2 separate regions of the Homo sapiens genome follow, and region 2 is linked to region 1. A link is an interaction called in ENCODE POLR2A ChIA-PET data of the cell type or tissue named here. Cell type or tissue: A673. All regions are shown on one strand. Links, peaks and the distances in the headings refer to the core of each region. The heading gives the core; the rest is flanking DNA. Region 1 overlaps ARL3 (ARF like GTPase 3). Region 2 overlaps SUFU (SUFU negative regulator of hedgehog signaling).

Evidence for each region. Peaks named below come from ENCODE experiments on the same cell type or tissue, not always from the same donor. Only the 100,000 strongest peaks of a DNase experiment are listed, where the experiment ranks them.
Region 2: POLR2A ChIA-PET joins it to region 1 with 5 read pairs; 2 of 35 experiments call an interaction of 5 or more read pairs at or near these places.

Annotation. Positions count from the first base shown.
Region 1 is chr10:102,688,996-102,693,390 of GRCh38, reverse strand. It overlaps ARL3 (ARF like GTPase 3), which reads left to right. Exons shown (of 6, transcript NM_004311.4): 4 at 3,448-3,498. Among named protein-coding and RNA genes, the nearest start is that of ARL3, 23 kb to the left of the region's middle. In A673, for the core only: no CTCF peak of the experiment used is centred there; no DNase peak of the experiment used is centred there; H3K27ac peaks cover 544 bases.
Region 2 is chr10:102,548,846-102,553,240 of GRCh38, reverse strand. SUFU (SUFU negative regulator of hedgehog signaling) reads right to left here. Exons shown (of 12, transcript NM_016169.4): 3 at 3,135-3,271. Among named protein-coding and RNA genes, the nearest start is that of SUFU, 47 kb to the right of the region's middle. In A673, for the core only: no CTCF peak of the experiment used is centred there; no DNase peak of the experiment used is centred there.

The DNA.
Region 1 (4,395 bases), core at 282-4,281:
CTACTAGACTGGCTAAAATAAAAAAAAAACTGACAATACCAAATGCTGATACGGATGTAGAGCAATGGGACTCCTCTTCATTGCTGGTGGAAATACAAAATAGTACACCCACTTTGGAAGACAGTTGGTAGTTTCTTACAAAGCTAAACATAGTCTTAGCATACAGTCCAGCAGTACTCCAAGATATATACCCAGTTAGTTGGAAATTGATATTCCACACAAAATTCTGCATAGGAATGTTTATGGCATCTTTATTCCTAATTGCCAAAACCTGGAAGCATCCAAGATGTCCTTCAATAGGTTAATAGATAAACAAACTGTGGTACACCCGTATAGTAGAATATTGTTCAATGATAAAAATACATGAGCTATCAAGTCATGAAAAGACACAGAGGGGCCGGGTGCGGTGGCTCATGCCTGTAATCCCAGCAGTTTGGGAGGCCAAGGCGGGCAGATCACGAGGTCAGGAGATCGAGACCATCCTGGCTAACACGGTGAAACCCTGTCTCTACTAAAAGCTGGGCGTGCCGGCGGGCGCCTGTAGTCCCAGCCTACTAGGGAGGCTGAGGCAGGAGAATGGCATGAACCCAGAAGATGGAGCTTGCAGTGAGCCAAGATCGCGCCACTGCACTCCAGCCTGGGTGACAGAGCGAGACTCTGTCTCAAAAAAAAGAAAAAAGACACGGAGGGCTCACACCTGTAATCCCAGCACTTTGGGAGGCTGAGGTGGGTGGATCACCTGAGGTCAGGAGTTCGAGGCCAGCCTGGCCAGCATGGCGAAACCCCATCTCTGCTAAAAATATAAAAATTAGCCAGGTGTGGTGGCACATGCCTGTAATCCCAGCTCCTCGAGAAGCTGAGGCAGGAGTATCGCTTGAACCCAGGAGGCAGAGGTTGCAGTGAGCCGAGATCACACTACTGCACTCCAGCCTGGGTGACAGAGCGAGACTCCGTCTCAACAAAAAAACAAAAGTGTATACATGTTTCAAAAGCTATAGACTCCTTTTTCCTCTTTCAATCATGAGTTAGGAAAAAGCAGGTGGCTGAGAGAAATTACATTCCTATCTGTTCATCTGCTGGATTAAGGTATCTTGAAAGAAATACCCAAGGAAGAGAAGTATATAAAGACATTAATGATTGTAAGTCTCCATAAGGAGGTCTCAGAAACTTTCTGGTCTCCAGGTAAGGGTAATTTTAAATCATAAGCTCTAACAGCTTGAGGGCAGACTGCAAGTTGGTTGTAATATAATGTAACCCTGGATTCCACATTCACATGATCTGAGAGTACCTGGGAATTAACGTACAATCCAGCAAAAATCGGTTCACAGCAACACTAGAGAAGCTTCCTCCAGCTGCATCCTTGTACTCGACACTAGTACAAGATAATAGTTTGGATTGAGAGTCAACCTTTCATTATTTTCCAGTGCTGTTTGAGATTAAACAAGTATGAGGGAGGAACTGAGTCCCTGGGATTAGATTCTAAGGCCTTGTGACTCACAGCCCTGTCTGCCAGTTTTGTAGCAGCTTAGAGTGAAGGTGGTGGATGGGTTATATTTGTCTATGTTTAATAGTCTTCCATTGTTGGTTGAAAAAGACTTATTACGCTAGACTCCACACTGCCTAGAAGAGCAGGCTTGAGGCTTGACACAAGAGTTGCCTGGTTCATTCTTTCCCATTATCTCTAGAGTACCGTAATCAAATCTTGCTTTATAGAGCAGGTCGACAAATTGATCCAGGCTGCCTCCAGTTTTTGTACAGCCTTCAAGCTAGGAGTGGTTTTTACATTTCTAAGTGGTTGGGGAGAAAAACGCCAAAAGAATAATGTTTCACAACATGTGAAAATTATATGAAATTCACATTTCAGTGTCCATGAAGTTACTTGGAACATAGCCACATACATTTGTTTACAGATTTTCTGTGGTTGCCTTCTAACAATAACAGGAGCGTTCAAGAGTTGTGAAAGAGATTGTATGGAAATCATCATTCTCAGTAAACTGTCGCAAGAACAAAAAACCAAACACCGCATATTCTCACTCATAGGTGGGAATTGAACAATGAGATCACATGGACACAGGAAGGGGAATATCACACTCTGGGGACTGTGGTGGGGTGGGGGGAGGGGGGAGGGATAGCATTGGGAGATATACCTAATGCTAGATGACGAGTTAGTGGGTGCAGCGCACCAGCATGGCACATGTATACACATGTAACTAACCTGCACAGTGTGCACATGTACCCTAAAACTTAAAGTATAATAAAAAGAAAAAGAGAGATTGTATGGGCCACAGAGGCTAAAATATTGACTGCTGACCTCTTACAGAAAAAGTTTGCCTACCCTTGCTTTGGAGTATTAAATTAAATGGTTCTCTAAACTGTGTCTGGTGGTGCATGCCTGTAATCTCAACTACTCAGGAGGCTGAGGTGGGAGGATCCCTTGAGCCCAGGAGTCTGAGACCAGCCTGGGTAACATAGCAAGACCCCATCTCAAAAAAAAAAAAAAAAAAGAGGTTTGAAAGACTAAGAGTAACTCCTAGAAGTACCAGAGTTATTCTTAGGGAAGACGACATTGAGAACATCTGACATGAGCTTTATTAATTTGAGGGTTTGTCTAAGAAATAAAACTTGAAGTGTGATGGAAGGGAGGGGATAGGGTATCTTCCATTTCTCTTTAGGCCGAGAAATAATAACAGCCTTTTGACAGATATAAATGTCTTTTCAAGATATATTCATGTTACTACTAATCATTTACTGTATTATTATTAATATCAGCTTTGTGTTTAAACTTAACATAATTTAAACAAAGTAGGCCAGCCACAGTAGCTCATGCTTGTAATCCCAGCACTTTAGGAGGCTGAGGCAGGTGGATCACTTGAGGTCAGGAGTTCGAGACCAGCCTGGCCGACATGGTGAAACGCCGTCTCTACTAAAACTACAAAAAAATTAGCTGGGCATGGTGGCGTGTGCCTGTAGTCCCAGCTGCTGGGGAGGCTGAGGCAGGAGAATGGGGTGAACCCAGAGCCGAAATCATGCCACTGCACTCCAGCCTGGGTGACAGAGCAGAGCAAGACTCTGTCTCAAAAAAAAAAAAAAAAAAAGGAAAATAGTGAAATCTATATTGTAGAGTTGTAATGAGGGTTAATAGAGTAGACCTAGTAATGTTTAGTGACAACATCAAGTGCCCATTAAATGTAGCTATTTTATCCCACTTGGTTTTCCTAAATCCTAGACTTTGGAGCATTGCTGAAGGTATTTTCTGGGCATCCCTATTTAATTAATTTGTGTATTTGTTTGTTTGGCCTTCATAAATGAGATGAGACTCACCAGTCAATTTCTGTATGTTGTGCTAATTGGAATATGCTGATTGGGGATCACCTGCTCCTTTTGCAGAAATTGCCCTGTCTTTTCCATCTCTGCTCACTGAAATAACCTTCTTCTTTTCCTTTATAGATATATGTAATCGACAGTGCAGACAGAAAAAGATTTGAAGAGACGGGTCAGGTAAATAATTCTTTTTTATATCAAAGTTCTTATATATATATATGTATGTACTTTTTTTTTTTTGAGACGGAGTTTTTGCTCTTGTTGCCCAGGCTAGAGTGCAATGGCATGATCTCGGCTCACCCCAACCTCCGCCTCCCAGGTTCAAGCAATTCTCCTGCCTCAGCCTCCCGAGTAGCTGGAATTAGCATGCACCACCACGCCTGGCTAATTTTGTATTTTTAGTAGAGAGAGGGTTTCACCACATTGGTCAGGCTGGTCTTGAACTCCCGACCTCAGGTGATCTTCCCGCCTCAGCCTCACAAGGTGCTGGGATTACAGGCGTGAGCCACCACGCCCAGCCTAGTATATTTTTTAAATACTAATTCTTCTGTTGAGATAGTTCCCAAATAACTGGGTATTCATTAATCAACCTTGTAAATGTGTGAGAGTGAGGGAGGTTTTTGTTTTGTTTTGTTTGTTAACCTTTACAGTTCAAACAAGACAGTTATTCTAGCAAGCAGGCAAAAATACCAGTTGTCTGAAATTAGTTGAGAGTTCTTTAAACAGTTTTTTTTTCCCCCCTCCAAAACGGAGTTTCACTCTTGTCACCCAGGCTGGAGTGCAATGGCACAATTTCAGCTCACTGCAACTTCAACCTCCCAGGTTCAAGTGATTCTCCTGCCTCAGCCTCCCAAGTAGCTGGGATTACAGGCGTGCGCCACCACGCCCGGCTAATTTTTTTGTATTTTTAGTAGAGACAGGGTTTCACCATGTTGACCAGGCTGGTCTTGAACTCTTGACCTCAGATGATCCACCCACCTCAGCCTCCCAAAGTGCTGGGATTACAGGCGTGAGCCTCCATGCCCAGCCTAAACAGTTTTCTAATTAAAGCTTTTTAGCTTTAATCAAATTGAA
Region 2 (4,395 bases), core at 278-4,277, 140 kb after region 1:
CCATTATTTAAACAATTTACTATTATTTCCTACCATGTTCTAAAAAAAATTTAAAGTAGATTTGTTTTACCTGTTATTTAAATAATACAATCATATCACAAGAAATCTGGAAAATAGAAAGTCAAGTATTACACTTTTAGGAGTGTAGTCACCCTGTCCCGTTCTGACGTCCCTAAAGTGATCTGCAGACACAAACTACAGCAGGCACATTATAACGACCATAAGTGGGGCCATCAGGTACAGAAAGGGCCTCAGAGCACATATTAGTCAATGTATACTCAACAAACAGCCACAACTTTTATTTTATTTTGAAAATTTCCAATCCTACAGAAAAGTTAAAAGAATGATACAATGAATAACCAAATACCATTCACCCAGCTTCACAAGTTGTTAACATTTCGCCTCATTTGCTTTAGCTTCTCTTCATACACAGATGTTTTATTTTTTGACAATTAAGTTAAATCATTTGAGTCATTTGACAATTAAGTTAAAGACATCAGGTCCTTTTATCCGTTAATACTTTAGCCTTTATCTCTAGCAACAGGGACATTATCCTGTATAACCATAATACCATAATCACATCCAGGGAATTTCACATACAGTACTATTAACTAATACACAGTGTAAATTCACATTTTTCCAATTGTCCTTAAAAAATGACCCTTTTTTTTCAATTCAGGATCTAATCAAGGATCAACAATGCATTTAAACTGCCATGTTTCCTTTAATGTAGAACAGTCCCTGCCCCTTGCCTTTTTATGTCTTTCATAGCACTGGGGTGCGTGTGTGTGTGTGTGTATTTTTTTTTTAGGTGGGGTCTCACTGTGTCGCCCAGCCTGGAATGTGGTGGCACAATCATGGCTCACTGCAGCCTCAACCTCTTGGGCTCAAATGGTCCTCCTACCTCAGCCTCCCAAGTAGCTGGGACTATAGGCATGCCACCACACCTGGCTAATCTTTAATTTACAGGGTCTTGCTTCATTGCCCAGGCTGGTCTCAAACTCCTGAGCTCAAGTGATCCTCCTGCTTCAGCCTCTCAAACTGCTGGGATTAGAGCATTGACATTTTTGAAGAATATAGGCATTTGTCTTGTAAAGTGTCTCACAATCTGTATTTGTCTGCTTATAACTTGATTCAGGTTAAACATTTTTGGGAAAATGCTACATAGTTGATGTTACATACCTCACACTGCAACACATAAGAAGGTACATAATAAGGTCGGGCACAGTGGCTCACGCCTGTAATCCCAACACTTTGGGAGGCTGAGGCGGGTGGATCACGAGGTCAGGAGATCGAGACCGTCCTGGCTAACAAGGTGAAACCCCGTCTCTACTAAAATATACAAAAAATTAGCCAGGCGTGGTGGCGGGCACCTGTAGTCGCAGCTACTCGGGAGGCTCAAGCAGGAGAATGGCCTGAACCCAGAAGGCGGAGCTTGTAGTGAGCCGAGATCGCACCACTGCACTCCAGCCTGGGGGACAGAGTGAGACTCCATCTCCAAAAAAAAAAAAAAAAAAAAAAAAGAAGGCACATAATAATAATTTGTTCCATTATTAGTGCTGTTCTGTTTCACAACTACTGTGATTGTTACTTTTTTTTTTTTGATACGGAGTCTTGCTCTGTTGCCCAGGCTGGAGTACAGTGGTGCGATCTTGGCTCACAGTAACATCTGCCTCCCGCGTTCAAGCGATTCTCCTGCCTCAGCCTCCCGAGTAGCTGGGATTACAGGTGCCCACCACCATGCCTGGCTAATTTTTGTATTTTCAGTAGACACAGGGTTTCACCATGTTAGCCAGGCTGGTCTCGAACTCCTGACCTCAGGTGATCCAACCACCTCGGCCTCCCAAAGTGCTGGGATTACAGGCGTGAGCCACTGTGCCTGGCCTGCCCTAGTCCCACTTCTGGCCAACTCAACTGGAGCCCCACAGGAAGGTTTGGAAATCAGTGTGTTGACAAGCTCCTCGAAGAGGTTGATGGGCAGCCAGATTTAGGAACTCCTGCTTAGAGAAGACCCATTGTAGCCTCCATGAGGGGACTGTTCCACAGGGCATACAATGGTAGGTGGTAGTTATGGATCTGCCTCATGTGCCAACAACTGGCTCCCACAGGTGTGAAATGCGGGCAGAGGGGTTCAACCTAGACAGGTCTATTGTACCCCAAATGTATAACCTACTCAAGGTTTAAAAAAAGAAGTCACTGGCCAGGCGCGGTGGCCCATGCCTACAATCCCAGCACTTTGGGAGGCGAGGCGGGCAGATCACCTGAGGTCAGGAGTTCGATAGCAGCCTGACCAACATGGAAAAATCCCATCTCTACTAAAAAAACAAAAAAATTAGCTGGGTGTGGTGGCGCATTCCTATAATCTCAGCTACACAGGAGGCTGAGGCAGGAGAACCACTTGAACCTGGGAGGCATAGGTTGCAGTGAGTCGAGATTGCGCCATTGCACTCCAGCCTGGGCAACAAGAGCAAAACTCCATCTCAAAAAAAAAAAAAAAAGTCACTGTAACTACAGAAGCTACCAGATCTATGGTTCTCCAAATTTAGTCTCTACCAGAAGCACCAAGGAACATCACCCTCAAAGATTCTGAGTCAGACATCTGCAATGGGGCCTAGGAATATGTATTTGCAACAAGCTCTCCAGGTAGTTCAGAGGCAGGTGGTATAAGAACCATGCTTTGAGAGACCATGGCTTGCTCTGAACTTTATCTGTGATATTTCAAGAGCAAAAGGTTGGGAAAAGTATCTTGGCCTTCATTTGAAGGCTACTTACAAAAACAAAGAAACAAAATCTGAGATCAGATGGGAAATGCTTCTGAGCAATTAGCCACAGAGAAACATATATCAGATGACATGAAAGAAACCCTCCATGAAACACGACAAGGGTGCAGGGTGGCACAACATAACACAGAACTTGCTGCTGGAGGGCACAGGGGAGTACCCCTCTCTGCCATGGCCCAGTTGGTTTTCCAACCAGGAAACACCAGGCAAAACAAGCCATCCTCATGGTAGAATTGGGGCATAGTACTCCCAGGAAAGGCCACTCCACAAACATCAAAATATAGCTGCTAGTACTCAAAGTCAACCAGGCTCATGGCAAAAGGACCAGCACAGCAGCCAGCCCTGGCCTCCTACCTGACTGGAACACGTATCGTGCCAAGCCCTGCATTAACTCTGCGGGCCATGTTGGTGGGGCAGACTCCCCAGTTTCTCTCTTCAGACGAAAGGTCAACTCAAAGCCAAAACCACTAGGTCCATCTGTTCCTGTAAACCTGAAAGACATAAAAAGCAAGTGTTTTAAGCTCAATTACCTTAGGAAAAACACTCTCTTGAAAGTCTAAAGTTCTCCCCCTTTTTATGGTGGCCTCAGTATCCAAATCCTCCATTCAGAGGAGTATCCCAGGATGTGAGCCTTGTGGGGAGGGAACCTGAGAAGCCCATAAGGAACCAGAACTCTTGCCTCATCCTCCTGCCAGCTGCGGGTATGTGGATGTGACCTTGGCCTGGCCAAATTCTACTGCTGGCACTCTGAATTATGAGTTCCAAATTTTGTGGCTCTGGAACATTCCTTCCTGGATGATTGAGGCAACACTGCTGAAAATCTCCCTTGTTCATGCTCCTTATTCCTTCAAGCTATTAATAGGCATCTACTTTGTTTGCTAAGGATACATGTCCTGTGAGCCACAAGGCTATATGCTCTGTGATATGGTTTGGCTCTGTGTCCCCACCCAAATCTCATCTTGAATTGTAATCCCCATAGTCTCCACGTGTAAAGGGAGGAACCAGGTGGGAGATAACTGGATCACAGGGGTGGTTTCCTCCACAGTGTTCTTGTCATAGTGAGTGAGTTCTCACAAGATCTGATGGGTTTATAGGGCAGTTTTCTCTGCTTTTGCCCACTCTCTTGTGCCTGCCACCCTCTTCTCCTTCCACCAACATTGTAAGTTTCCTGAGGTCTTCCCAGTCATGTGGAACTGTGAGTCAATTAAACCTATTTTCCTTTATAAATTACCCAATCTCAGGTATGTCTTTATATCAGTGTGAGAATGGATTAATACACTCTGTGAGGATGAGACCCTTTCTCCACTCCCACCTCCACTCTGCCCACAAGGGTACAACCTTGGGTGGCACTGGCTGGCCTCCAGACTCAGCATTTGTGGACAGGTCCTAAGGCAGATTCCAAATACTGGGTGGGCCCATATTCTTCCTGAAACTCAGCACCCAACACACACTCCTCAATTAGCACAAGCTCTTCCTGAAACCTGGCACTCCACATGTACTCTTCAATTGCTGGAACCCTAGAGATGCATGGGTTGCCCTCCCTTCCCATCCCTCAGTGACCCAGAATAATGAGGATGACTGCTTCTGTGGCCACAATTCATTAAAGTGACAATGA